3 separate regions of the Homo sapiens genome follow, and all the other regions are linked to region 1. A link is a loop called in an ENCODE intact Hi-C map of the cell type or tissue named here. Cell type or tissue: heart right ventricle. All regions are shown on one strand.

What was found. Hi-C counts contacts between places; a loop is a spot of excess contacts. Peaks named below come from ENCODE experiments on the same cell type or tissue, not always from the same donor. Only the 100,000 strongest peaks of a DNase experiment are listed, where the experiment ranks them.
Region 2: it touches region 1 in a loop (2.2-fold over the local background); 20 of 110 quality-filtered maps call a loop at or near these places.
Region 3: a loop joins it to region 1, with 2.6 times the contacts of the local background. A loop is called at or near these places in 11 of 110 quality-filtered maps.

The regions. Positions count from the first base shown.
Region 1 is chr18:22,701,281-22,709,280 of GRCh38, forward strand. No RefSeq gene overlaps it. Among named protein-coding and RNA genes, the nearest start is that of RBBP8, 230 kb to the right of the region's middle. In heart right ventricle, a CTCF peak has its summit at 3,246 (motif pointing left); no DNase peak of the experiment used is centred here.
Region 2 is chr18:22,605,858-22,613,857 of GRCh38, forward strand. LOC124904262 (a long non-coding RNA gene) reads right to left here. Exons shown (of 2, transcript XR_007066307.1): 1 at 6,908-8,000; 2 at 3,697-4,336. Among named protein-coding and RNA genes, the nearest start is that of CTAGE1, 190 kb to the left of the region's middle. In heart right ventricle, no CTCF peak of the experiment used is centred here; DNase peaks (open chromatin) are centred at 1,144 and 3,974; H3K27ac peaks cover 3,680 bases.
Region 3 is chr18:21,894,450-21,902,449 of GRCh38, forward strand. It overlaps LOC105372016 (a long non-coding RNA gene), which reads left to right and starts at 2,484. Exons shown (of 4, transcript XR_935276.3): 1 at 2,484-2,767. In heart right ventricle, CTCF peaks have their summits at 3,469 (motif pointing right) and 3,668; a DNase peak (open chromatin) is centred at 3,494; H3K4me3 peaks cover 350 bases.

The DNA.
Region 1 (8,000 bases):
GGAGTGAGTTTATTTCTTTGAAATATTTGTTTCCCTAAGTTAGAATGACTTAGAAAAATTAGCACAAACCATGCAATATCAAGGATGTAAAACTGACTTGTATCTGAACAGACGGGAATTTTTGTTAAAGAGTATTCTTACAAGCTGGTATGGCTTTTAAAATGGCCTCCACATGTCCGGAGGATTTGTCTCATTTTAAGCCAGCAGTGTTGCTCCATCTGAATGCTGGAGACATGAGCCCAGTTCACAGTTAGCAATCTTCTTCGCACATTACACACATGCCAGGTGACATTCGCACACCTGACTCACCTTCATAGGATACCTACATCGTAGTGAAACTCGAGATAATGTGGGAGGGGGAGGAGTAAAGCAGTGGAGTGATTTATAATCACTACAGTTATTAACTCCAGAGTCACTTGTTTTTGATGGAAATATTACAGGCTCCATATTATATGCAATTTCAGAGTGCCAATTGCAACCCTGTTCCTTTTTCTCCTTGTTAAGAAATCATATTGGCATGCAAGTGAGCAAGAATGAAGAACTACAAGAATAACCTCAAATGTTGAATTTGATTTAATTTACTTTAAAAATAATTGCAACTATATTTATACATATATTGTACAGATATGTGTACAAATATTTAATAATTATACACATCAATACTTTATTTTTAGATACAAATAATAAGAACAGGACAGTTGATATAAAGCAGAAATGGGGAGGTCTGGGCTGTCTTCCAAGATCTTTTGTTTTCAACTTGACATTGTCTCTTTTTACATCTGCTGTGAACAAAATGGTGAAGCAGATAAAATATACCTTCGATGTCTCCCACGTCTTATATTTGGGGTTCCCTGCAAGCCCTTGGCACCCGCGGGCCTGGCTCCCAGCTCCCAGGGCCTGTGCAGTGCTGTCCTGCGGCATTGTCCCATGCTCCTCAGCTTCTCTTTCCCCAGGAAAATTTACTTCTCCAGTGTTTTGTGTCCTAGGACCCTGTTCTCTGTGCTGTGAATATGATTACTCTTGGGTAAATGTGCTGTTTCTCTTTGGGTCACATATTGCATTTCAGCAGGCACCTCCCAGAGTTTGCCTTAACCAAAGGAGTTTACAGTAGGCAGCTGATATCTTTGGGTGGGTGTAGCCTGAAATTGCACTCTATGCTATTAATCCTTTCAGTAGAGTTGGGTTTGCCCCTTCCATATTATGTCTTTAATTGCAGAATGGTGCTATCTGGACCCTGAGAAAAGTTTTGCTTTTAACTGAATACCCATGTACACAGGATCTGATAGAATACACCTGAGTTCCTTACTTCTGCTCAAGATACACTTATAACCCAAACAGAGCACCTGGAGTGGTTTCTCTACCTTATTCAGCTTATTCTAGCAGCTTCTTAAACTTCTTTCTTAATTGTGTGGGCCAATTACTCAGTCACCGTCTCCCTATCCTTCAAGGAGCCTCCCACTTCTATAGAGTCTCTCTCTCTCTCCATCGTCCACTACCATGAGCCTCTTGGTCCTTAGAAACCTCTAATTCTCCCTCCCCCCTGAGATTCTTTCCTTCTCTTTGATCTTCAGAATGGGGATGTCAGTCATTTCCTTCCAACTAATTTTGTTTTCTTCTTTTTTCCCAGATGAATCTGAATAAGACTTTGACTTATGAAAACAGGAGGAAATGGAAAAGCAATCCTATTAGGGTCAAATATCTTCAAGACGACACACTCGTACATTGCCAAGAAAGACTCAGCATAATTCCCTTGTGTTTTTACACTACAAAAGGTCCCTATCTCCTTTCTGTAGCTGGAGTTGCTTAAATTTGATATGCACATAACTTCAGAAGGGGGTAGACAGAGCCCATGCCTCCTGCAAGGAGTGAGAAATAGACCTAAACGATCACAGTTCATTCATTGATTTTGCAAATATTATTGATCATTTACTTTATGTCAAGCACTGGGGATAAAGTAAAGCAGTGGGATCTAGTTCCCTACCCTCCTGGAGCTTCTGATCCAGATTCCTAGAGCTGAAACAGGCTTTGAAGACCTCTCAATTTGTGGTTTCCAAATTATCTACCAAAGGTCATTAATATTCTATGCAATATTAATTGGTATTTCTTGGAGTAGGATGACGTGAGGAATTGTGTTCCATGGTCAAATTAAGTTCAAAGTGTTAGGTTAAACAAAGTTACATTAGTTTCTTCATGCCAGGCTACTCAGAGCCTTTCTATGTTAACACACATTGTGACTCTCTGACGGTGAGGGGGAGAGGATGAGATGCAATATGATCATTTGCTTTCCCCACTTATTTCAACACAAATCTTTTCTGAAGAGTACCCATTAATAAAAACTGTTGGCAGAACATACTTCTGTTAATGCTTCCAAAGCCAAAACCTAAATCCACGTTTCCTTCAGCACATGAGGAAGCTGCAGTGACCTAGAATGGTGAGGGGCAGAACTGAGGCAAGAACCTGGATCTCATTATTATTTTCTTGATCTTTTACCCATTCCATTCTGCCTGTTTCTACTCTCTTTCTCATCCCCTGGAAAGACATATAAAAGCAGTGTTTCTTCCTTCTTTATTTACCTCCTTCTTAGATCATGGTAATGGTGATTGTCTTCTCACCTATTAACTGGTTTCTTTCTCTGCTGTCTATAGCTTTGGGTCATAAGCTCTTAAAAGTCAAAGACCAGCTTTTACACAATAAACTCATGAACGATTAGTGATCAGTAAATGCTTGTAGCCAAAAAGCAATGGTTGACAGCTTCCTATGCACCTCTCCCCGCAGCCTCCCACACACCTTCCTCCTGTAGATTCTCTCTCCTTGTGCCAACCGAGAACTATGGAGGCCTCTTTTCTCCTATAACAATATCACCACTGAAATAGGTTATGCCTTCTAAACTGCTTTAAAAGTTTCACTAATAAGTTTTAAAACTGATTTTGCCTATTACACAAGAGATTGCTTAATTATTAATACAATTCACTCGTGATTAACTAAGAATACACAGACTATTCATCCTGTCATACAGGCCAGGTTGTAGATGAGAGTTTTTGTGAGTGTGAGAGAATTTGGACTTATGCATGTATGCGTTTAATTTAAAAATCTACTTAGCTACGAATCAGGACATACGGACGTGATTTTAGACTTTGGAAACTTGAGGGGGAAGAAACAATCTCTGCTATCTCGACATTAAGAGGTGTGTATCTCTGTCCCTAATAAGCAAGGAGGGGCTGCTATACTGCCACCTTGTGGTAAATATGCACAAAGCCAGTAAATAAACACAACCAACCTTCTCCTTAGTGTGTTATTACATAATGCCCAAAAGAGGAAAATACTTTTATTAAAACATTATTCAGGAAAATGAACTATTTTAGCATGTGGATAATTAAATATATATTACAACATGTCCTATGTGACAGAATGAATATTCTGTATATTCTCCCTAGTATTTAATCATGTGTGAATCACATGTATTAACAATTTTTATATTTTATGAAAGTTTATCGATAAATACATACATATATGGAGAGAGAGAGAAAAAAAATCTCTTACCTGAAATGCTTGGGATCAGAAGTGTTTCAGATTTTGAATTTTTCAAATTTGGGGATATTCAAATACAGATAATGAGACATTTTGGAGCTGGGACCCAAGCCTAAAACACAAAATTAATTTAAGTCTTATATACACCTTATAAACATAGCCTGAAGGTAAGATTATACAATATTATTAATAATTTTATGCACAAAACAAAGTTCATGTTCACTGAACCATCAGAAAGCAAAGGTGCCCTGTCTCAGCCACGCATGTGGACGGTCTGTGGTGGTTTGGCATCACTGTCATTCCTGACTGAACTGATACGCTACCAAGAATCATTGTTGACATGTGTACAAACAGAAGTATTTCACAGTAAAAAAAAATGACATACCAGTCATACAGTGAAAAAATATTACGTTAAGGGTAAGGAAGCACAGTAGCATCGCCAGAACAGCTGGGGGTGCTGAGGAAACTGCCATGAGCCTGTGTTTTGAGTGTGACCCACCACATGAGGTCAGATGTGGAATTTTCCACATGTGGCATCCTGCTGGTGTTTAAAAAGTTTCAAATTTTGGAGCATTTCAGATTTTCAGATTAGGGATGTTCAAAGAATATATACATATATAATTTTGGCTCTTAAATCAGATTTTGCCTTCATAAGCAAATCAGCAAACACAGTCACCACTAAGCACTCACTTCATGTGTGACTCACACTGTGAAGGGATTTCAAGTCTTTTGACAGACCAAGACAGGAAGCACATCTCAATACACTATGAAGCAAGCTTTGGTGGGTTAGATTAGGAGATGTTTTCTCAGAAAGTGACTACTTCTGGGATCTCTGTTCATCACCTGTTGAGGGGTCAATCCCGAGGGGTTGAGATGCTCTGGCAAGAAGGGACAACTAAGGACATCCCCTCACTTCTTGACAGTCAGCCCCTTTCCCACAGGGTAAGGGATTCAACCAGGACCAGGTAAAAATAATATTCATTCACTCTTTCTTTCATCAGACAATAATTATTACATCTACCATGTGTCAGGCACCTGCTAAATGGTGGAAATATAATAGTGAGCAAAATCAAACACAGTCTCTGCTCTCATGGATTTTACAGAGTACTGATTAGACTTGACCGAGGACAATGGCTGAAGACCAACAGAAAGTGATCATTTTACATGTGTGGTCACTTACACATTCCAACCTGCCCCTGAAAGAACTTGTCTCAAAAGAGCTAAAAACAGAACTACCATTGGGCCCAGCCATCCCTTTACTGAGTATATACCCAAAGGAATATAAATCACTCTATCATAAAGACACATGCACACATATGTTCATTGCAGCACTATTCACAAGAGCAAAGACACGGAATCAACCTAAATGCCCATCGATGGTAGACTTGATAAAGAAGATATGGTACATATACACCATGGAGTACTATGCAGCCATAAAAAAGAACGAGATCATGTCCTTTACAGGAACATGGGTGGAGCTGGAGGCCATCATCCTTAGCAAACTGGTGCAGGAACAGAAAACCAAATACCACATGTTCTCACCTATAAGTGGGAGTTAATGATGAGAACACATGGACACAGAGAGGAACAACACACACTGGGGCCTACTTGAGGGTGGAGGGTGGGAAACAGTAGAGGATCAGGAAAAATAACTATTGAGTACTAAGTTTAGTACCTAGATGATGAAATAATCTGTACAAAAAACCCTCATTACACAAGTTTACCTATATAACAAACCTGCACATGTACCCTTGAACCTAAAATAAAAGTTAAAAAAAAAAAAAAAAAGAAATGGAGAGAAAGGAATCTCCATGTTAAAGCCCACTGAAAGATCATAGTTGTGGATGTAGCCCACTCCATAGGTGTGCTTAGTATGAGTCTAGCACTGTGCTGGAAGATACTGATAACTTAAAACCCAGCCAACGCTTTAGAGTAGCTGAACTGTCATTACAGCACAAGACACACGTGAAAAGTTAATTAACCTGGAAGATCATAAAGCAGTATAAAATACAATGCTAAATGAATGAATGGTACAGGCAGTACAGAACTGAGCAGAGAAAGCTCCATGAAGGAGACAGCAATTCCTTAAAGCTGTGGAGCTGAACCTTAAAGATGAGCAGGAACTGGGTAGGTGAAGAGACAGAAGAGGGGTGATGGGAAAACATCCTAGGTGACAGAAATAGCAGAGAAAATAGGAATGAGATGCACTTGGAAATGTACATTGAGGAGCATGAGAAGGAGTTTGAGATTCCTTGGGCCTACTAAGAAGTCTATTTTTCTGAGTATAAATAGAAATTTACTATGTTCAGGCCAGGCACGGTGGCTCATGCCTGTAATTCTAGCACTTTGGGAGGCCGAGGCAGGTGGATCACTTGAGGCCAGGAGTTAAAGACCAGCCTGGCCAACATGGTGAAACCCTGTCTCTACTAAAAATACAAAAATTAGCTGGGTGTGGTGGCACGTGCCTGTAGTTCCAGCTACTCAGGAAGTTGAAGCACAAAAATCGCTTGAACCCAGGTAGCGGAGGCTGCAGTGAGCCAAGATCACACCACTGCACTCCAGCCTGGGCAACAGAGTGAGACTCTGTCTCCAAAAAAAGAATTAAGAAAAAAAGAAAGAAAGAAATGTACCATGTTCAAAGAGTGAGCTCTGCTCTTAGAGTTTCTCCTATTTTCCCTTCTAGCCTTATTGGCAGAGCTAACCAGCCGGGTGGACAGAAATGTGTCACCAAATAATAGGGTCACTGGGCTGAACCAGATGTGGGTGGAAGAAATAAAGACCTATTCCCATCAAGTCTCCTAGCTCCTCTTCCCTGCCAGGATTTCCTGTCCTGACCTTAGGGCAGAGCCTGCATCTTCCCTTCAGGAAGCAGGGTCTGGAATATTTGTCATATCAGAAAGGAGATGAGAGGTTCTGTGAGAGGTGTTCAGAATAGAAAATGCAGGTTTACAGCTCAGCAGAGGCCTGAACAGTAAGGTAGAGAGTGGAAAAAAGAGAGCTGTGGGGGGCCCAGGGCAGTCACATGGCAGAGGCACCTGGAAAATAACTGCCCAGCATCACCCACCTCCCTCATCCTCCATGAGTATCTCCTGAGCTCCCATCACCTCACTGCTAGGTAACCTCCACTCAACTAACTTCCCTATGCTCTTTCCTTATTACATGAATCACATTAGGTTAGGCTGTGTTCCTTTACACTCTGTTACTTAATATTTACTTTTTTTTTTTTTTTTTTTTTGAGACGGAGTCTCGTTCTGTCGCCCAGGCTGGAGTGCAGTGGCACGATCTCGGCTCACTGCAAGCTCCGCCTCCCGGGTTCACGCCATTCTCCTGCCTCAGCCTTCCAAGTAGCTGGGACTACAGGTGCCCACCACCATGCCCGGCTGATTTTTTTGTACTTTTTTTAGTAGAGACGGGGTTTCACCGTGTTAACCAGGGTGGTGTTGATCTCCTGACCTCGTGATCCGCCCACCTCGGCCTCCCAAAGTGCTGGGATTACAGGTGTGAGCCACCACGCCCGGCCAATATTTACTTTTTGAGAATTAAAATGCACAAGTGTATTTAATACCCTGTGAATCTTTACTCTTCACATAAAATCGGTTATAGCTTTCTAGCATAGGATAGGGTCCAAATCCAACCTACCACCTATGTTTGTAAATAGAGCTTTATTGGAACACAGCCATGCCCCCATTTTAATGTATTGTATGAATAACTGCATGCTACAATAGCAGAGCAGACTGGTGGTGATAAGGACCGTGTAGCCCACAAAGCCTAAAACACTTAAAATCTGGGCCTTTACATCAGAAACTATTGAATCTGACATAAAATATACAGTATGTAGTTAATGATGACAACACTTGGGTTCAAACTTACTGGGCAAGGTGATGTAATCTCTCTAAGTCTCAGTTGTCTCACTTCCGAAATGGGAACAATAATGCCTGCTTTGTCTACCTCATGACACTGCAGTGAGGAGCAAATGAAATAACACGTCAGTGTCTATACAAGACGAATGCAGAACACAAGTGCTCCAGAGTCCCTAATCCTCCCACTGCAGCTCTGCGGCAGCTCTAAGACACCGTCCTACATTCCCAGGTAGAGTGAGCCCCATCTTCCTGCTGACTGGATTTCTTTTTCTTTTTCCTTTTTTTGGAGGTGGAGTCTCACTCTTGTTGCCCAGGCTGGAGTGCAGTGGCGCCATCTCAGCTCACTGCAACCTCCACCTCCCGGGTTCAAGCGATTCTCCTGCCTCAGCCTCCCGAGTAGCTGGGATTACAGGCGGGTGCCACCACACCCAGCTAAATTTTGTATTATTAGTAGAGATGGGGTTTCAACTGGTCTCAAACTCCTGTCCTCAGGTGATCCACCCACCTCAGCTTCCCAAAGTGCTGGGATTACAGGCGTGTGCCATTATGCCTGGCCTGGATTTCTCATATTGGTTGGATTCTCACCACCCTCTCCCACTATTGCTACAAAAG
Region 2 (8,000 bases), 95 kb before region 1:
CCCTCCACAGCCTTGCAGGGAATGAATTTCATAGGTATACAGGCTAGCCTTCGTCACATTGTTGCAATGGCATTGTGCATTGCCTAGTCATTATTACACACCCTGAGGCAACTATAGTTACATGGTACTGGTATTGAGCTAAGAAAACATACTCGGAACCAGGTGTGTGTTTTCCTGAAGTCATTCTGCACAAGCACAGAAGACAGGAGTTCTCAATCTGGGGTCTATAGATAGAATTTAGGGGGGTGCCTTGAAACAGTGTGGGAAAAAATACATCTTTCTTTTCATTACACTTTAATTTAAATTTAGCATTTTCTTATGAATGTAGACAGCACACCACATCAGTATGTCAGTATATCTGTGACTTCGTTACCACTAGAAACTATAGATTTTTCAAATCACATTTCAGTTGTAGCAGGTATCTTGAAATAACAGTTATGCTCATCACTACTTGGAATTATAGTGTCAGAATTGGAGAATTATGGTATTAGACCTGCTGCTTAATCTTGTTATGCATTGCATTGTACAGACGCACAGATATTTTCATATCACAAACCTAGTTTCTGAACATTTCGATAACGCATGCCCCCAGCTGCACGGAAGGAACCCTAACCTTTTTCAAGATCCTTTATTCCACCCTGTCCTAATTATTTCTTGACGTTTCTGGGGATGTTTCAGACCATATTTCCACATAACTGGCTTCCTTTCTAATCCTAAATATATTATCTTATGCATTTAAAGTATTAGTCTGAGAAGGAGAATGCAGGCTTCATCATACTGCCCAAAGGATCCATGGATCATGAACCAAAAAGTTAAGAGCCCCAGATTTTGCTGTAGTTCAGAGTGCTGGGGTGGGGTACAAAGGGCTTGGTAACCCGATCTGAGCCTTCCCACAGCCTGCTAGTACTCCACTCTGGGCAGGGAGAGAGACACAGGCCCAGGCCATGTCCGGTGAGGAGCTGGGGTGACCCTGGCAGCTGTGCTCACCGTCATCTCCTGGTGCTGCTGCCCCAGCCAGTTCACATCCTCACACTCATCCCAGGGACTGCACCTTCTGATGACTGCACTGGAGTGTTCCTTCTCACTAAGCCTCACAGCCAGGGCTTCAGAGCTGCTTCCCGGCAGGCCCAGCCATACCACTAGCACTCTGAAGCATTGCCTCTGGCTCTCTTCAGAGAAAGCGTGGTCAGGACAAGCTGTTCCATGTACAGTTATCAAGCCTGGTTTCCCAGCACATTTCAGTGGCAACTCTGCACAGCATAGCAACCAACTCCATCGCCTCTCTGTGGCCCTCAGTGTGGGGGAGTAGCCAAGCCAGGGACAGGGAGGAATCTAAGTTATTGGAGGTAGGATATGTGCACAGCCATTAGGGCTTTTTGCCCAGCCTATCGGGCTGAGGTGATCTAATCCTACAAAAATTGAATACTATTTCCTACATACTAGCCTTGTTATTCTGGGTCGCGTAACTCCATTGCTCATGGAACTTAACTCTAGGCCTCCCCTGTCTATGCAGACATAGTAACACTGATTGTCAATTTCTATGGCGTAAGGCTCCCTACCTGCATAAAAGGAACTTGCTCCCTGCAGGAGCTTTTTATGTACTCAGCCCTAATTATTTCTTGCAGTCCCCGGTGATGTCTCAGACATTCTTGTGAATCTGTCTAGACCAAGTCGTGGCCACCACCACCCAGCCTTGACACAAGGATCCAGGCCCTTTCTTGCTGCCTTTGTTCGCCACCACTGTGGCCACAGCCATGGCACATTCCTGCTGATCTCTGCCTCCCCTGATATGTTAGCGAAGTCTTGGGTGCCGGTTTCAATCCTCCTGGCACTTGGGTACTCCAGGCAGTTGGTTACAAAGTGAGAAGAGTAGCTCCCTGCTCTCTGAGGTCCCGGCTGCTAGTAGGCACCACAGCAGGGCAGCATGGGCTGGAAGATGCTGAAGCCTGGCTTACTGAGTGGCACCTCCTAATGCACAGACAGCCGTTCCCACTCCAGGCTGCACAGAGCCCTGCAAAGTGGTGGGGTCAGGGCAGATTCAAGAAAATCTAAGGTCTACACCTTCTCTCAGCCCCACAACCTTGTTGGTAAGTTGGACTCACTGCCTGAATCCCCCTTCCTTAGGTCGATCCCTCTCTCAGGCATCCGGAGAATCTCCCCAGCAATTTGACCTCTGTCACCCTGCCCTGCTCTCCCCATTTTGTTCTCCAGATGAGCTGGTGTACATCAGGACCCCCTTTGAAGACCCAGTTCACCGTCTCTTACCGGGAAACTTCTTAGCCCCCAGAAAAATCCAAACACAAACAGCTGGCTGGAGGCTGGATGAGAAAGGAGTATCCTGACTCCACCCCCAAGACCCGTCCTGCCTCAGCCTGGCCCCAGCAGAGATGCTGTCTACAGTTGGTAGAATCCATCTCCTTCTTCAAATGCTTTTAAGGAAGCCACATTGTGGAAGGCAGTGAGAAGATCTCTTGCTCTCGCTTCCTGTACCTACAGTAGAGCCTTGGCATTATGTGAGGTGGAAGGAACTTGGACCCTGGAGTTTGAGTAAACAATACTCCAGCAACAACTTTGCCACCTGCTCACAGTGAGACCTGGGCAAGAGCTCTCTGAAGCTACTTTCTCACAGGGAGATGGGAAAGACTCGTCCTCGCCCTTGGGGTTGTTTTGAGGGTTAAATGGAAAACCTAAGATAAAGAACCTAATACAATGCCTTGCACATAGTTGGCATCTGATAATTCTTAGTTCTTATTTTTAATATATTTTTTGACTTGTGCCAGAGTGTACCATGTGGATGTTAGAGGCATTGAAAGGAGGTTTCTGGAATTGCATAACAAGCTTATCAATTACAAAAATATTTCCTTGCTATTCATTAAGTCCTAAAAAAGAAATATAAGCAATATGAAATTGTTTACATTATGAAATAACAACAGATATAACTGAATAATTTGTAAAGCAAAATTAAAATCATCCTATTCAATGTGCAGAAAAGTGGGGGAAAGGTGGGGAAGAGAACTTACATTATTCAGGTACCTATTATGTGCTATTCATATTGGCACATAATAGGTGCCTGAATATTTGGCAAGCAATATGCCAAGATTTTTGCTGTGTTCCTTAAAGGTCACATTATGGCAAGGACACTGAAGCTCTCTAGATTAGATCTCTAGAAAATAATAAACGTCATTCTTTCTTCTTCTGTCACCTTCCTGTGTGTGTCTAAGACTCAGGCTTAATTGTCTACTTCCTATATAAATTCAGTTCCATGCCATGTCCCATGCCCTGCTGGCTTTATCCCAGACATGAAGTGCCCTGGCTTACTCAGAAAGATGAGTGCAGGCCCCTCTTCCTTGGCTTCTACCTAAGGCCAGCAGAACTCCTGAGCCTGTGCTCTAGGGGAGGAGCAGGGCTGGGGTACACTGAAGGTATTCTGACGCCTGCTTTACTTGTCACTGTTGCTTCCCTTCCAGTAATTTCCAAGGCAGCTTTCTTGGAAAAGAAACCTGCTTTAATTAAGAACCCCTGGAAATTCTGAGCAATGTTCTACTTAAACCTAGCAAAACCCTACTTGCAACAGAGAACAGGGGAGAAAGGGTGGGTAGGAGGACTGATGGAAATGGCTCCACATGATTTGATTCTGTGACCTTCAAAGTCTGAAAAAGAAAATCAGGTTGATTCATAAACAACTAGGGACTAAAATACTTCTGGCTTCCTTTTATTGTACTTCTGGGAACCAACCGATTATGTTTAGAACTCTGGGTGACTGGAAGGGTTTTGTTGCTTTTTTTTAAAGCTGGTCCTGAAACCATAATCAGTTTTCTAGGCTGTTCATTTTGGCATGTGCAGGTTGAACTTTTGTCACTCAATCACAAAGGCATGGAAGATGTTCAGTTTCAAAGAAGGAAGCCAATCCGTGACCAAGGCCACCAAATCCAACACCAAAAACAAACACAAAGGGCTGCATTCCCACACGTCACCACTGGCCCATTTCCAGAGCAGATCCTGACGGATGAGAGGCAGCAGGGAGGAGATGCTGGCTTGCTGCAGGGTTTAGCAGTTAATCTCAGGTGGCTGAAGCATGCCTTGTGCTTCAACCGAAAGGACTGAGACACGGAGATATTAAACAAAGCCTGTGTAACCCTTAAACAAACAGAGAAGGGAGCCAAGAATTGCTGTAGTCATAATCCCTTATTCTACAGCATCCACGGTGTTCAAGGCATCTTCATCAACAGTATGTGTTTTGATTGATTCCTCATTATAATCCAAGCAGTTATTATTAATATTTAGCCCCATTTCTCAAAGCTTTGTGGCTGAAAGACTGCCAGGACCGACGTTCTTTCTAGAAAAAAAAAATAGGTATTCTAAAAACAATTAGAGAAAACTTTAGACATCCCTCCCACAAAAGAGAAACTTTCCCCACCCATGCTGCAGGTCCAGAAATGTGCCCACTGCCATTATCCTTCTAAAACACATGCACACAAGTACTGAAGAGTAATTGTTTTTTATACTTTGTTTCTTAATCTAATGCTTTATACAAGGTCAAAACTTGAAAGATCATCTACAAGGTCTATTAAAAAACACTTTCTTCTCATTTTTGGGTTCTACTAAATTTGGAAATCCAATTTAAAGCCAATAGGTAAGGGAATAATATAGTTTCACACACTTATAATTTTATCTCATCTGCAAAGAAACTTCAAAACTAAATTCCATCCTGGAGTGGAATAACATATGCTTGCCCGTCAGCTATTTGCTAACTCTGTCTAATTTTCAGAAAAAAAGGGTGTTGTTCTGTTTCTAGATGTTTTATTCTGTAGTGTATATAAGGTTGCAATGTATTTAAAAATTTTTTTGGAAATAGATGTGGTATAAATCTTACATAAATAATGACAATTAAGATCTCCAAGAATAATATTATTTTATAGCTAGAGGTTTGGATTAACAGGCAAGAAAACAAAAACAAGAGTTTTCTACCAATGCGCAGGAATTTTGTGTTTTAATTTTCTCATCTACAAGAGGTGGTGCAACAGCGCTGTCCTGGGAGGCAAAGGACCAGGAGTCCAGTCTTCCTATGCTTATACCACATGCAACTTCCAGCAATGCATTCAATCTCTGAATAGTGTCCATCAAATGGGGACTAAAGACACCTTATCTATTTAAAAACAAGGAGTTGGATCAATTTGCTTATAGTTCTTTTATTTCTTAAGATCTATGGATCCTTCCTCAAAACATTTAGCTCTAAAACAATCTTGTAGATTAGGTCAAATGCAAACCACAAAACCATGTCTAGTAGCTTTTTAACAATCAAACCTCCACATGATTTTGCACTGATGCTAGAGAGAGTGAAGAAGGTGGCAGTCTTTCTGTCCAGTTCTCATAAACTATTGCTATTTCTAATAAAGTAACCTAAGCACCTGCTGTGGATAAGGCCCCAGGAAAGAAAAGTTTGCTGCCTCTAGACTAATAAAGAGAACTGACCATTGATCTTAGAGAAATGTTAATTTCCAAGCGAGTATTTTTTAAAACTCCTCCTTTGCTTTTATGTTTCCTAGGTTACCATAAATAGAACCTACACACTTTATTTGTACCATCTTAATGTCTTCGATTGAAGTGCTGTGTCCTTATCCTAGATTCTTAGCTAGTCTCCTAGCTCCTGGAGGAAAGCATCTATTTCTTACTCACCTTTATATCCTACATGACGCTCAACTCAGTGCCCTGCCTGCAGCAGGGACATAGAAAAGGTTGAACTGATTGACCTGACTTCCTAATTACCCAGCTGACTCTTTAGCTTTTGCTAAATGTTTCTTAGTCCTAATTAAGAGCCAAAGCATTAGCTGGGTACGGTGGCTCACGCCTGCAATCCCAGCACTTTGGGAGGCCGAGGCAGGTGGATCATGAGGTCAGGAGATCGAGACGATCCTGGCCAACACGGCGAAACCTCATCTCTACTAAAAAAAATACAAAAAATTAGCCAAGCATGGTGGCGGGTGCCTGTGGTCCCAGCTACTCAGGAGGCTGAGGCAGGAGAATGGCGTGAACCCAGGAGGCAGAGCTTGCAGTGAGCCGAGATTGCGCCACTGCACTCCAGCCTCCAGCCTGGGCGACAGAGAGAGACTCTGTCTCAAAAAAAAAAAAAAAAAGAAAGAAAAAAAGAGCCAAAGCATTGAGAAAATTTGCTAACGACTAAAAACAGCAATACCAAATGTAGCAAGCCCTAGGCTAGCATGTATTATGTCTTTCTCAAGGACAGATGAGAAATATTAAAGTGTTCATCAAAATACTATAAAAAGCTTCATTTCTTCATCTGTTCCTATCACAGATCAGGGATCCCATTTGGAGTTCATCTGCAATTTCAGATTTGCATGAGAAAGGCTTCATTGCAAAGCATCAGCTTCATTTGGCAAATTCAAAGTATCTAGGTAAATTGCTCATTCTTTTTGCATTTGTAAATTCTTTTTCCAAAATTGCTTTTAATAATTTAGTCTAATTCTTACTAAAGGTTTGACTTGGGAATTTTTATTTTTGTTTTTCCTTTTTTTTTGAGAGAGGATCCTTCTCTGTCACCCAGGCTGGAATGCAGTGCTGCAATCATAGCTCACTGCAGCCTTGAACTCCTGGGCTCAAGTGACTTGGGGGTTTTTAGTGTATTCTGAAGTAGAAGGTGTAGGAAAACAGAAAAAGAATATAATTATCCTTACAAATAAGTGATGCACATAGAAGATATACAGTTTGTTTAATATCTCCAGGGTGGCAGCCAGGAGGCTTAATTTCAGAATTTGGGAAACTTTATATTAACCATAGGGTTCTAGTAGCTGTTCCAGTAGTTTTTCCTGTGGTTTGATATGTCTTCAATAAAGGGATGCCTGCCAATCAGCCATAATACCTCTTTAAACTTTTATAGAATCAATATTACCATTTTGATCCATCAGAGGAAAGCTGTGTGGCTTTTTGCAGAATCCACTCAAGTGTCCTCCTGCCACTCGCCCTCTGCTGGGGCCCAGCCTGAAGCCAGCAAACAACAAAAAAACAAAAACAAAATAAAAGGAACCTCTTCTGGCTTCTTTTCATGTTTACACAATACTGTGGGAATGAGAAGGTAGCTACTCCGTTTGCCAAGCAGAGAAGAGCGATGAAGGATCAGTTATTGTGTAAGAGCGCAGTGTATATAAGCGGATTATTGCTTGCATTCTGTATAAAGTTTTCCTGTAATAACAATGACCGATTTAGTTCATTTCAAGCTATTCATATCCTTGGATTTATTTTTAAGGTGGGAAAGGAACAGCAGAAAGGGTGCCATGGGAAGGAGGGAGAAAAATATAAAACAATACAGCACCCAGACAGACTTCCCAGCGCCACGGCAGAAGCACGCCCAACACATGGCTCTGGGCTGCGATGGGCTGGCCAGATGATGAGCTTCAGGGTCATCAAAGGAGGGAGAAATGAGGGGTTGCCTGAATTTGTGTTGATTGGTGCACTGCACAGAGCAAGGACGAAATGTAAAGCTCAAAGGGAAAGGGTGGAGCCGAAGAGGAATGATATTGCTGCAGAAACTGTGCAGCTCTCGAGGTGTGCGGTGTCACTGGCAGGCAGCCCGTCACCTGGAAGAAAATGTGAAGCATGTTCCCTGCAGACAAGGGTGGTACACTGTAAACAGGCCCGTCGCTCGCTCGCTCGCTCGGGAGACAGGGGAGTTGGTATTTACCTTTCAGAGACCTTGGGTCACCCTGCCTCACCCTGAAAGAAGGAAATGTCTCTCACACTTAAAAATCTTAAGTGCATACCACAAAACTCAAATACAGCCCATGACGGGCAGAGCGCTCAATGAAAGGTGACAGATTTAGCAGAAGCATTTATGTGCTAATAAGTTCTGATGACTTCCAGAGGTTAATTTATGTCCTTTTCCCAGGAGTCAGACTTATTTCCCTATTTAAGAGGTAAATCGATTATTAGAATCAGACTCTTTTTAACCTTCAAAGCAAAAATGAAAATAGGTAATAACTTTCTAC
Region 3 (8,000 bases), 810 kb before region 1:
GTATTTCAGTTCTTGTCTTCACTGATGCTCACATTGCCCATCTTTGGCTAGCAGACACTCATTCAGCAGTCCTATTGACACAAATCTGTTAATCTTTGATGGCTTTCTTGTTTCTGAAATGCCTGACCTGAAATAAAACATTGCTCCAAGAAGTCCTGATTCTGTTTAAGGAAATGACATTTAGAGATCACAATGTGGGTATCAGGGGCGTCAGTGCTACTGGGCTGGTCATTATTTCTTAGACTTTTTCTTTTCAGTGGAAAGAGCTAAGAATGTTTTCTGTTTGTTTGATTTTTTTAAAGAGACAGAGTCTTACGCTGTTGCTCAAGCTGGAGTGCAGTGATGCAATCATAGTTCACCGTAGCCTTGAACTACTTGGCTCAAGTACTTGGCTCCTTCTGCCTTAGCCTTCCAAGTGGCTAGGACTACAGGTGCGTGCCACCATGCCTGACTAATTTTTTATTTTTTGTAGAGTTGGGATCTTGCTGTGTTGCCAAGGCTGGTCTCAAACCCCTGTCCTCAAGCAATCCTCCTTCTTTGGCCTTTCAAAATATTGGGATTATTGGTGTAAACCACCAAACCCAGTTGGCTAAGAATATTTTAAAGAAAAAAAATAAGTGAGTTCAAACTGAACTTTGCAATTCAAATTCAGGACTGCTTACAACTTTATTGATTTTTTTTTTTTTTTGAAACAGAGTTTTGCTCTTGTTGCCCAGGCTGGAGTGCAGCGGGCACTCCAGCTCACTGCAAACTCTGCCTCCCAGCTTCAAGCAATTCTCCTGCTGCAGCCTCCTGAGTAGCTTGGATTATAGGTGCCAGCCACCACTCCCAGCTAATTTTTTGTATTTTTAGTAGAGATGGGGTTTCATCATGTTGGCCAGGCTGGTCTCAAACTCCTGACCTCAGGTGATCCACTTGCCTTGGCCTCCCAAAGTGCTGGGATTACAGGCATGAGCCACTGTACCCAGCCACCTTATTGATCTTATACCTACATTTCTTTTTAAAAAATGTTTTAAAAATTATTTGATTTATTGTACAATAACAATATTAATGTTATCAACAATATGATTTCCGAAAAGTTGAATTTTTTTGTTTGGCTCTATCATTAGGGTGTATCTAACTAGAGATAGATCATCAAATTATCGTGTTTTACAGTCTGTTGGTATAGTATCTGTGTAGTTATGCTATCAACTGGGTGCAGAAGTTTAATTTTACTTTTGGATATTAAGAATTATTTTATTAATTCATTTATTAATTTCATTTTAAATTATGAAAAATATGTACACTGTTCCAAAGTCAGTTCTCCAAAACAATATATTCAAAGAAGTCTATCTTCCTATTTTTCTTTCTTTTTTAAATGATGATAATGATTATTACCCAGACTGCTCATCTGCAAGGAAGAAGTCTCTCTTCTATCCCTGTTTCTTCCACTCAGCTCCTCATTCTCCTATAAACAATAGTATAGTTTATTAATTTTTTAGTAGAGACAGTGTTTAATGTATTTTTAGTAGAAAAATACACTGTTTTTTATTTTAATATTATGAAATACACGCATGTATGTATTGGTATCTCCTTTCTTTTTAAAAACATACATATAGCATACATGATGACCTCATCTAACTTTTCACATTTTAACAACGATGACTTTTTTTTTTTTGAGACAGGTTCTCACTCTGATGCCCAGGTTTTGCTCTGTCGCATTCTCTGGAGTCCAGTGGCGGGATCTCAGCTTACAGCAGCCTCAACCTCCCTGGCTCAAGAAATCCTCCTACCTCAGCCTCCCAAGTAGCTTGGGACCACAGGCGTGTGCCACCAAGCCCGGCTAATTTTTGTATACATACATACATATATATAATACATACATATGTTGTATATATTTAAAATATATATATATATTTAAAATATATATATACATATATATATATTTAAAATATATATATACATATATATATATTTGGTAGAAATGGGGTTTTGCCATGTTGGCCAGGCTGGTCTCAAACTCTTGGACTCAAGCCATCTCCTGCTTCGGCCTCCTAAAGTTTTGGGATTACAGGCGTGAGCCACTGCGCATGGTCAATAATGACTTTTAATATCTTACTATACATAGAAGAACTTATTTTTTCGATTGCTCTGTAGCGGGAGACAGAAAAAGGAAAAGTCGGAGATGCTGCCATTCCAGAGCGGGGGGACCTTGGGAAGGAGGCCTGGGAGGTCAGGATTCTGGGCTGCACTGGCTTAATGAGTAGGGAGGTCAAGCAGCCTGGAAAGGTGTGGGATTCACTCCAGGGGTCTGGCCAAGTGGTTCCAAGCCAGGCAGTTCGTTTTCCTCTAACCCAGTCTCTCCAGTTTAGTTGTGTCTGTTATCCTTCAGCCCCATCTCCCCTCCCCTGGGGACGAAGGCGAAAAGAGTGAGGAGGCATTGCCCAGGCCCCTGGTACCTGCCGCGGAGGGAGCGAAGCCGGCCTTGTGCGGTCTTCCCGCGCCCCTCCTCTCCATCTAACCGTGGAACCGCCCTGCTCGGGAGCCCACTCCCCTGGAGGGCCGAGGGCGTCTTAGGCCAGAACATGAGGAGGCTGGATAAATGGGAATCGTCTCTCTCCAGTCGCAGCAAAGAGAATTTACTTGCGTAGGACCCTAGGCATTTCCTACGGGAAAAGAAGTGAAGACACGCCCGAGCTAGGCTGCCCCGCCCGCTCTACAGAAGGGGTGGTGCTGTCCGTGACCCCTCCCAACCCTCTCCACCCCGGAATGGCCTGGCCTGCACGAGGTAAGCCGGGCTGTCTGGACAAGAAGTGGTTTCCATCTGTGTATACTGTCAGAGACTATGTCAAGCCTGGTCTCTGCTGAGGAAATTGTTCTTTTAAAAGAAACTTCTGTTTTTTTTTTCTTTCAAAAGATGTGCTTTATAGTAGTGTGAAGTAACTGTCGAATGAGTATCATGATACTGAGTAAATATGGCAGCATCATGTTTAACGATAACAACAGACACTTATTTAGCATCCACTGTGGGCTGCGCACGGGCACTTTATATACACCATCTGATTCAATCATTAGCATTATGAGTTTCATTTCACCTGTGAGGATAGGGAGGCCCAGGGAGTTAAACAGATTGCTTACAGTCTTTCATTTGCCAGTAGCTGTGCTAAGATCCAAAAAATTTTTTTCTTATCTTTCCTCCCTCCCTGCCTGCTTCCCTCCTCCCTGCTTTCCTTCCTTCATTTTGTTTTTGAACACCCAAAGCCCATATTCCTGACATCAAACTCCTCCTGCCTTTGATGAGAACTCTGAAGAGTGTCAGGAAAGAAGTTGATCTGAGAAGTAACTGTAAAGAGTTTCGAGTTGAATGGGAAGAACTCGGGCAGTTAGTAACCTACCTCACCTTTCTGTTCCTTGAATTTTTCGGGTGAAGGACTGCAGGAGAACATGTTCCCCAAACTGGGATGTTTATTGGATGCACCAACCTCTTCTCCCACAAGGGGTCAGTAAAATCCCCTTAGTGAATAGAATGAAGCCCTGCTCCTCCCTGGCTTAGCGTTGGGGCAGTGAGGATCATTGCATTGGTGAATGGACCTCTGACCTTTACACGTTCTCCTCTCCATCACCTGGCTTTACTCAAGCTGAATTCATCCAGCGCTTGCACTCCATCCTCATGCTACCATGTGGTGGGAAACAAAGGGACAGAGAGCTCCAATTCATTCTTTTTTTTTTTCCCTTAGGGTTGGGGTCTTGCTTTTTTGCCCAGGAGGGCATGCAGTGGCATGATTATGGCTCACTGCAGCCTCAAACTCCTGGGCTCAAGCGATTCTCCTGCCACCACCTCCTTTCAAAGTGCTGGGATTACAGGTGTGAACCACCGTGCCCAGCCCTAATTCATTCTTTACTTTTAGTTTAGAGTAGTGTTTCATTTAAAAATTGCTGTACATAAAATATAATCACAAATGATTTCTCAAAATTCTGTATCTTGCAATTATTGTAACTGGATAAGGGTTTAGAACAAGAGAAGACATGTCTAAGTCTAATAATAATATAGTGAATATTTACGAAGTGTTATGAAGCGGCACTTTCTAAGTGTCTTATAAATGATAGAAACTGTGGGTCATGCTTTACGTGGCATTTGAACTCTGGCATTCTGGTCCCAGAGTTCCTGGCCCCTAAGCATCATAACATACTGCCTGTCTACCAGAGAAACAAAAATCAGTGTTTTCCATGGTCCTGGCAAGGATGATTATCAGTTCTATAAGCTAATATGGACATTCAGGAGGTGGATCAAGGTTTTGTGAGGCCCAGAGCGTATATAATTTGGGTGTCATCTTTAGGAAGATAACAGAAAATGACAAATACAAATGTATATGTGAAAATAAATTTTTATTTAGAATGAGAAAATAAATCACAACTGATCACAATTAGAAAAAAGACTACAAATGTCTCCAAATCCAGAAAAAATGCACATTTTTATTACTGAGCCCCCTAACGTATCTAATGCTTCTTTCCCCCATATCTTTAGCTTTATACTCTTTGATTGTCTTTCAATGTGTCTGCAATTTTCTACAATCATTTTTAGTAGAGAAAATAGAAATGTAATTCAGCTGTTCCTATTAGCGTGGTTGCTTGGTAATTATTATTGATGGTTGGGATGCATAACACATAGGATTTCACACATGACTATAACTTGCTGTTTGTAGTGCTTCTGCAGTTTTATCCCATACCTATAGAGAAATTCTGAAAATTGTATTTTGTGTGATCCCCTCCAAAAAGAAAAAAAGCAAAGTTTGTTCATAATTGTATGTGCTGTATTATCAGGTATATTCGTTTTTTTTTTTTTTTTTTTTTTTTTTTTTGAGATGGAGTCTTGCTCTGTCACCCAGGCCGGAGTGCAGTGGCACGATCTCAGCTCACTGCAAGCTCCGCTTCCTGGGTTCACGCCATTCTCCTGCCTCAGCCTCCAGAATAGCTGGGACTACAGGCACCTGCCACCACGCCCGGCTAATTTTTTGTATTTTTAGTAGAGATGGGGTTTCACCATGTTAGCCAGGATGGTCTTGATCTCCTGACCTCATGATCTGCCCGCCTTGTCCTCCCAAAGTGCTGGGATTACAGGCGTGAGCCACCGCACCCGGCTAACATATTCTTCACAGGAGACAAATTCCATTTTGATTAGTTTTTTTCTTTTAATTTATTTTTTAAATAGAGATGAGGTCTCACTAAACTGCCCAGTGTGGTCTTAAACTCCTGGGCTCAAGCCATCCACCTGCCTCGGCCTCCCAAAGTGCTGGGATTACAGGTATGAGTCACCATACTCCGCCATTGACTAGTAGTTGTTAATGGAACCTTTGGCTTACCATTTTCCATGTCTGACAGTTGGAAGAATTTTTCACAGACCACCTTCTGGCTTGATTCATTTCAAACCTTTTTCCTCCACAATCTATGTACTTCTCATGCCAGATGCCATAGGACACAGTGTATAGGGATAGCCCTGGTTCTTCCCGTCATAACACTAGGCAGGGAGTGAGATGAGGGTGCTCCTAAGATAGCTTAGTAATAAGTAATAAGTGAAGAATTCACAGAAGTAATTGTAAGCCACATAAATGTATCCAACAAAACCCCAAATAAATGTACCCTCAATGCATTCTCATCTGCCTCAATGTACCTTCAGATATGCCCATGGCTGGTCCATCCCACCTGGCACAGGGAAAGAGTGGAGAAAGGAAAGTGAGAGTAGAAACAGAAAATAGTCATAACTGATAGCAGTTAAATATATTATTTTTGGCTGGGTGTGGTGGCTCACACCTGTATTCCCAGCACTTTGGGAATACAGCCGAGTCAGGAGGATCCCTTGAGCCCAGGAGTTTGAGACCAGCCTGGGCAATACAGTGAGACCCCATCTCTCTCTCTATATATAAAATAATTAGCCAGGCATTGTGGTGTGTGCCTATAGTTCCAGCTACTTGGGAGGATGAGGCAGGAGGACTGCTCAAGCCCAGGAGGTTGAGGCTGCAGTGAGCTGAGATTGTGCCACTGCACTCCAGTGTGGTTGACAGAGTAAGACCCTGTCTCAAAAAAGAAAAGAAAAAGAAAAAACAATGTAATCATGCAAATGTGAAAACACTGCTGGACCCTTCCCAAGCCTTGGAGGGCCTGTGCAAATGAGGGTCCTGCAGCCTAAGCTGCATTAACTTTAGGGCCAGTCCCTGTATGGAACATCCTTAGAGACCTAACTCACCCACCAGCCTGAGGCAGCTCCAGGGGAGTGCCAGCAGACAGCAGAGCAATGATCTCACACCCATGGCAAACAAGGACGCGTTGTCCACCCACTAATAGGACCTCACCACCTGCAGGCGGGCAGATCCCAAGGTTTCCTGATATTCCCTACTGCTGCAGTCTCTGCTTGGGACAAAGTGCATTGCTTTTGCCATGAGTCACTGTGCCAGTAAAAAAGGTTAGGGGACATTCATGTCACAAAAGCAAGCGCTCAACTGGGACCTGAGAAGAGACAGCCTTCTTGGGTCACAACTGTCCACTTTCTCCAGGTGATATGGTTTGGCTCTGTCCCCACCCAAATCTCATGTTGAATTGTAATTCCAGTGTTGGGGGAGGGACCTGGTGGAAGGTGATTGGATCATGGGGGTGGGTTTCTCCCTTGCTGTTCTCGGGGTATGAGTGAGTTCTCACGAGATCTGGTTGCTTAAAAGTGTGTGGCACTTCCTTTTTCGTGCACTCTCTCCCATGCTCTGCCATGATAAGACGTGCTTGCTTCCCGTTCACCTTCCGCCATGATTGTAAGTTTCCTGAGGCCTTCCAGCCATGCTTCCTGTGCAGCCTGTGGAACTGTGAGTCAATTAAACCTCTTTTCTTCATACATTACCCAGTCTCGGGTAGTTCTTTATAGCAGTGTGAGAACGGACTAACACACCAGGGCTCGGGGATGATGAAAGCTTTGCTCAGGCTCTTCCCTTTCTAAATCTTCCCCATCCAGTGCACATCCCCATTCTGACCCCCAGCCATGAAACCTTCCCAGCAGCTCCGAGGCCCGTGGATCTCTCCTGCATCTGAGCTCTTACAAGTTTAAAAAAAAAAAGAAAGAAAAAGAAATTCTGAAACACATATTTGTTAAGCACCCATTCTGGGCTAGCCTGCAGTTAAATCTTACTGAATTGCTTACAAAGCATTTTGCGTAAGCAGATCTCTGTTTAGTCAGATTATAAACAAATTGGTGACAGGGACCAGAATTTCTTGCTGGCAGATCCCAGTTCTGGGCTTGTCAGCACTGAATAAATACTGACTTGATTGATGTAGCTTTGTCTCCTCTCTGAGGACCAAAGCTCTTGGCAGCTTCCTCCTAAGTAGGCTGGGGACTCCCTAACTGGGTGGAGAAGGTAGGGTTATCTCCTGCAGAAATTTTAATGGAGTTCCCCCAAATCTTGCTAATGGATTCTTGGACACTCTGCAGCCTGTAGTGGAAGCAACTTTTCTTCTTCAGTAAACTGATTAGAAATTTGGATTTTTAACCAAAGTAGAAGTCTAAATCTAATTTACTGACCCTTTTCAACCCCACCCCAAATTCCTTACTTTGTGAGCTAGCAAGGTTTGAGAATGTTTGGATCAAACTGAGTATCTCATAATGCAAGCATGCATGGAGTCTCCTGGCTGGTTTTACTTTCACTTATCTTGCTCCCGTTCTGGGGGGCAGTGCAGAGAAGGGGAAAGATCAGGCTTGAGTCTCCCTCGATCTGGATTCAGTCAATACTGGCTCTGCCCCCACAAGCTGTATGAGACCTTGGCCTAAGTCATGTCACCCTCCCAGCCTTCCTTTCCTCTGCCGGAAACAGGGGGTGTCACAGAACCTGCCACATTCAGCGGCTGCGGGATTTATTTTGTAAGGATTCAGGAGGACAGTGAGGATGTGGCTGATGAGTTTGTTCCCCGTTTGTGCAGGTTCTCTTCTCTGGCTCCCAAAGCCAGTAGGTTTATTTCATCTCAACAAATGCTTGAAGCAGACACAA